Regions from separate parts of the Mus musculus genome. Here region 2 is linked to region 1. A link is a loop called in an ENCODE intact Hi-C map of the cell type or tissue named here. Cell type or tissue: gastrocnemius. All regions are shown on one strand. Links, peaks and the distances in the headings refer to the core of each region. The heading gives the core; the rest is flanking DNA. Region 1 overlaps Pcca (propionyl-Coenzyme A carboxylase, alpha polypeptide). Region 2 overlaps Clybl (citrate lyase beta like).

Region 1 (2,921 bases), core at 206-2,705:
ATCTCAACATAATGATTATAGAAAATTAGGCAAAGTCCAGTGGCTTCAGTCAGATTCACAGTAGAATTAGCACATAGCCCATGAAAGTGGTTCCACAAGTACTTAAGGGCCTCTGGGAATCTCCCAGTTGCATTTTCAACCATTTTTTACTTTTGCTTCTAAGCAGCTGATTGAAGAAAAAGAAAGAGAAAGAGAAAAAGAAAAAGAAAGATGTATGTATCCTACACATTTGTCCACAGCAAGTTATGGGACTGAGCAGATAAGGGATATAATATAGCTCTGCTATTAAAAAGTCAAGAATAAAGCTTCCAGTTATGAATTTCACTTTCCACCTTACAACAGTGGGCTGATTTTGAACAGATTATAGGATTAAGGCTTCCTTAATTTTCCTCCCCAGTTAGACATTTAGTTCAGAAATCCTGCAACTAGAAACCCCTGTCAGGGTTAATATGTTCTGGCATGAATTCCTCAAGCATGCTTCATATCTAGAGGGCCAGGGAATAAGGAACAATGCAAAGTAAATGTAAATTTTACAAATTTGAGAAAGAAGAGAATGTCTGTCCTCATTTCTATTCCACGCCCCTACACCCCCACCCCTACACACACACAAGTTGGGAGGAGGCACTGTCACCCACACAACTCAGATGTGAAGTAGGTATACAGAGTGAATGCACACCTGTACCATGAGCGTCCTGTGGGTTAGAAGAGGCCACTGGGAGCGTGCTCCTGTCGGTGCCATTGTTCTGTAGGGGAAGTCTGAGCCCAGCATATCCCTCACACAGAAGTACTCTTACCATGTCTCCAGGCTTGACAGAAACGGCCACCACCACTCCAGGCATCGGGGAGCACAGAGTGCTGCTGGTGTCCTTGGGCACTTTTTCAAGCATGAATTTGTTCAGCTCTGCAGCAAGCTTGGTTAAAATGTGCACTTTGTACTTGAAAGAGAAAAAGCACAACAGAGGTCAAATGACGAATATCATCTAAAACAGCACTTATTCAAAATCTGCTTTTAGCTTTAAACTAAAATTACAATAATATCCTTTAAAGTCAAACATTCTAAAACCCTCCACATAACATTATTCATAACGGAGACAGGTTTTTTAAAGGAATTACTCATGATTAATTAGTGATATATAAAAAAGTATCACAGATCTTTAAGAAAACCATCTCAGAACTTTGTAAAGGAAAACAGTAAGGATTTTGCTTGAGGAACACTGCCGAGTGAGTGAGAGATCGAGCAGTGCAAAGCAGAGGAACCAGATCCTTTGAGTCCCTCAGCCTCAGGGAAAAGGCAGTGACACCGAGTGCATACCAGTAGATGGCAGCAGATTGCTGTCGCACGCCTCCCACACCTCTGAAGCAGCTACACCATGTAGATTATTAAATAGAGACAAAGGCTTCAGTGTTCATTTTGAGAAAAGAAGAGAAAAGTCCTTAACGTTCAAATATTTCTCAGTGACATAAAATGTTATATTCACATCAAAATGTTTTTCCTTTTAGGCACATTACCATGTAGCCTTTTCTCATATGACAAGCCAGCTAGTAGAAAGACAAGATGTAATGAGAATATCTTTTGGGCCGAGATATGATAGCACCAAGATTTGTAAAACACGGAAAATGCCAGGCACATCAGTTTTCATGGCATAGCAAAGGTGGATGGCCAACAAGTCAATCTTAACATTTCTAATACAGACAATACCTACTGGACAGGAAACATCCCAGATAAATATATGAACCACGATTCGCTCTACCCAAACAGAAAATAAAACGCTTTGAGGTAGGGAATTGGTTTCTGGTTCCCACCAGATCCGGTCTCTCTGGGGAGGACAGAAGCAGCACCCACTGGGCAGCTCCATTTTGTTGGAGGAAAGCTGCTGTAACTCAAAGCCTCCTGTGGGCATCATGCTGGCAGGGAGGCCGAGGCAGAATCTGATTCCCACTTTGATTCTGCCTGGGGACAGTGGCACTCTCCAAGTGGCTCTTTACAGGGCCTATTTAAAGCAGGTGGGGGAGGCCCCACAGAAGAGCTTTGATAGCCTAGGTTCCAAGCAGATTTTCGACACTGTGACAGGTTGAATAATAACATCTTCTGGGTGTTTCTTTACTCCTGAGTGTGTGTTTTGCAATCAAGACATAGAAATGTCTGCCAGTTCCTGAAGGATATGATCCTTAAGTGAAATTACAGCACAAATAAAAGCTTTTTGCTCCTATTAAAATTCATCTGAGTCATAAATGACAAGGGAAAAGCAGGCTGCTGTCAGTCTGACGACACCCTGGGCAGAGGGACTACGCATCACCCATGAATTGTACTTCCAAGGCCCTCATTAAATCCTTGGGAACCAAGGGGGGACATAATTGGGCCAAATTGCACAGTTTTAGTATCTGTGCTCTATCTCCCTTGGAACAGAAAGTCCGGCAGCACTAGAGGCTCGTGTGTACCGGGCAGTAAGTCCAGCAGCACTAGAGGTACGTGTGCATCAGGCGGGTTTCATTTCTAGCAGCATCACTAGGGTGTCACTACTACGTGACCAGCTGGCATTCTGCCCCAGGGATTAGTTTTCACTGTAGCATTCAGATCTATTTTCCCCCTGGTTTTCTTTAACTTCAAAATATGAATTTAGGAAAAGTATATACTGAGAATACAATTTAACAGCTTTTCACCACAGCAAATAGGCTTAAGAACCAATACTTCAGCTATCTCACAACTAAGCCTCAATGTGAACAAAGCTAAGGCTGTCTTCAGACCATTTCTCCTGAGAGGCCCAGATCCTGACAAAAAACTGGGTCCCTTACTATTTTTATAACTTTCATATCTTCTAAATTCCTTTCTCTGTAGGGCCCCTGCTTTGCTTGGAAAGAGATGTAAAAGAGTCCAAAACTCAGTGCTTCAGACACAGCCTTTGTTATTGATGAGATGTTCC
Region 2 (2,921 bases), core at 216-2,715, 690 kb after region 1:
CCAAATCCAGATGACAAGTGTGTCACTTTTTTTTTTTTTTTAATGTGCATTTGTGTTTTGCCTGCATGTGTGTTGGGTCTCCTGGAACTGGAGTTAGGCAGCTGTGAGCTACCATGTGAGTGTTGAGAAGTGAACCTGGGTCAACTGGAAGAGCAGCTAATGCTCTTAACCACTGAGCCATCTCTCTAAACCCTGATGTGTCACATTCTTTTTTTTTTTTTTTTTTAAAGATTTATTTATTATTATATGTAAGTACACTGTAGCTGTCTTCAGACACACCAGAAGAGGGAGTCAGATCTTGTTACAGATGGTTGTGAGCCACCATGTGGTTGCTGGGATTTGAACTCTGGACCTTCGGAAGAGCAGTCGGGTGCTCTTACCCACTGAGCCATCTCACCAGCCCCGATGTGTCACATTCTTAATTTTTTTTAATTAATTTTTTTTTTTTAATTTTGAGACAGGGTCTTTCTGTGTAGCCCTGGCTGTCCTGGAGCATACTACATAGACCAGGCTGGCTTCAAACTCAGAGATCTGCTACCTCTGCCTCCTGAGAACTAAGATTAAAGGCATGAATCACCACTCCTGGCCTGATTTTCCTATCTTTTAACTGAGTATGTATTTATGTGTGCATGTGTGTGTTTGTTGGTATACACACATACTCATCTACTGAGATCAGATGTGTGTGTGTGTGTGTGTGCGCGTGCGCATCTCCGTGTATGTGTTGATATGGACACAGGAGTGTCCACCAAGGTCAGAGGTGTGGTGTGTGTGTATGCATATGTATATTGACATGCACACAGGAGTGTCCATGAAGGTCAGAGATGTATGTGTGTATACATGTGCATATGTGTGTGTGTGTGTGTGTGTGCATGTGTACATGTATGTATGTTTGTTGGTTGGTATGCACACATGATGTGTCCACTGAGGTCAGAGAGAACTGAGATTTCAGGACTGCAACACCATGCTGAGTCTCTACAGAGCTGGAAATCAAACCCAGGCTTTGGTCAGGCCAGGTACCACCCCACCAACTCGATTCCAGACCAGCAAGGCCTTTCCTGACAAAGCAACAGAATAAGCAGGCCACATTCCTGGTGTTGGGAATATTTGTTGTGGCCTGGAGGGAGGTCGAACAGACAATCAAGAAATAAACACCTGATACTTCTGGGAGAAGAAGTGATGGGGAGAGCCAGGCTGCATGAGGAGAGGATACAGAGGCAGCTGCTGAGGGTGCTGGGCTGCCATGCTTTGTCACAGGGACGCCAGGAAGACCTCCCTGATTGGTGACATCTGACCTGAGATCTAAGGAGCGAAATGCCCCAGGCTGGCACAGGCAGCCCAGGGCAACAAGAGGGAAGGTCACAGGTATCCAGAGTACAGTGCAACTTAAGTCTACTATCAACTTCTAAACGGACTATTTATAGGGCAGTGTAGACTAGTGTCTCTCATTTGTCTTAAAGAACAAACAGGAAAACATGCCCACCTATCCTAAGAAAAACAGCCTGTTTGTGAGGGCTGTCCACGACTGCAGAGATCGGCTATATCTCTGTGGCTAGAGCGCCCTCTAGTGTCTCAGGGATGAGCTACATTTGGCATTGGGGCTGCATGCTTCCTTTTTTTACGTTAAACTTTTATTTTGGACCCAACTTAGCCTTCTCCAAAGGCCACTGTGAGATTAGATAATAAGGCAAGAGAAGTTTACATGCCTCTACATAAGCCCCCATTCCTTCTAATCAATGTGTATGTGACAATGTTTTAATTATATGCATACAAATAAATACATTTAAATCTTTCAAAAGCTCTATAGATGGGCTCATGTTAAAGGGGAAAGAGGCCATTTTAGAAATATAGAACGGTTTTATTTTGTTGTTTGATTCTAAGACAGGATCCCACGTGACCCAAGCTTGCCTCTAGCTTGCTATTAACTAAGGCTGATCTTGAACTTCTGATCCTCCTTCACCAACCCCCAAAGGTAAGTTACCTCTGACCCCTACATGAGCTGTGTCATCAGCACCTGTCCACACACTCTCACACAAAAACATACAAACAAATAAGAATTGTAACTTGCCAGGTATGGTGGTGCACATCTCTAATCCTAGTACTCAGGAGGCAGGGGATCTCTGAGTTTGAGGCCAGCCTGGTCTAGAAGACAGCCAGAGCTACAGTGTGAGACTGTCTCAAACAAACAAACAAACAAACAAACAAAAAACAAAACAAAGAACTATAATTTTCAGAAAATGAAGAAATTGAATGTGGCACTCGTGAAGGGGAAGGGGCAGAGGTATAATGAAGGCTTTGTTCTCATTTATATTTTGCAGTATTGGAAGGTTGTATCAATCAGTATCTGAAGGGTTCTGCGGCTACTTGCAGAACACCAGCCATTCTCAGCGGCTGCCACCAGCTCCCACATGCTTATAAAAACCACAGGGACATTGGTTCTCAGCTCTTTATTATTAACCTCTGTGGATCTCAGAAGCCTAGCTAGGAGAAAGACATGGTCTCCCCGGTAGTAGGTCAGAGTGCCAGCTGAGGCCGACTGCCAGAGAACAGGGTTCTTTGTACTCCTGGCACTACCAGCTCTGTAGCCCACATTCCGTGCCTGTTTTACCAAGTATGGGACCTGCAAATACTGAGGAAGAGGTGCAGGCAGGCTCTACAAGGCAGCCTGCAGTCCAGAATGTGACCAACCGGTCCTTCTGGAAGATGATTTGACAGCAAGCTCCAAAAGGCTGCAAAAGCCATAGGCTTTGAACCTGCAAGTTCACAAGTCAAGAGCTGCCTCCAGGGATCCCCCAGAAGGCAGAGAGGGAGATCGACCCCTGCATGTCCCAAGAAAGAAAACTCAGGGATCGACTAAATGAACAACTGTGGTTGTGGTCATACACAAAAACATGTGCATACATGCAAAAATATGATAGTCTGTC

The links. Hi-C counts contacts between places; a loop is a spot of excess contacts. Peaks named below come from ENCODE experiments on the same cell type or tissue, not always from the same donor. Only the 100,000 strongest peaks of a DNase experiment are listed, where the experiment ranks them.
Region 2: a loop joins it to region 1, with 4 times the contacts of the local background. A loop is called at or near these places in 8 of 42 quality-filtered maps.

What each region holds. Positions count from the first base shown.
Region 1 is chr14:122,874,778-122,877,698 of GRCm38, reverse strand. It overlaps Pcca (propionyl-Coenzyme A carboxylase, alpha polypeptide), which reads right to left. Exons shown (of 24, transcript NM_144844.2): 22 at 795-935. Among named protein-coding and RNA genes, the nearest start is that of Gm46488, 35 kb to the left of the region's middle. In gastrocnemius, for the core only: a CTCF peak has its summit at 1,321 (motif pointing right); DNase peaks (open chromatin) are centred at 770, 1,310, 1,906 and 2,519; H3K27ac peaks cover 743 bases.
Region 2 is chr14:122,189,737-122,192,657 of GRCm38, reverse strand. The region is part of intron 1 of Clybl (citrate lyase beta like); the gene reads right to left. Among named protein-coding and RNA genes, the nearest start is that of Clybl, 9.5 kb to the right of the region's middle. In gastrocnemius, for the core only: a CTCF peak has its summit at 1,557 (motif pointing left); DNase peaks (open chromatin) are centred at 1,556 and 2,533.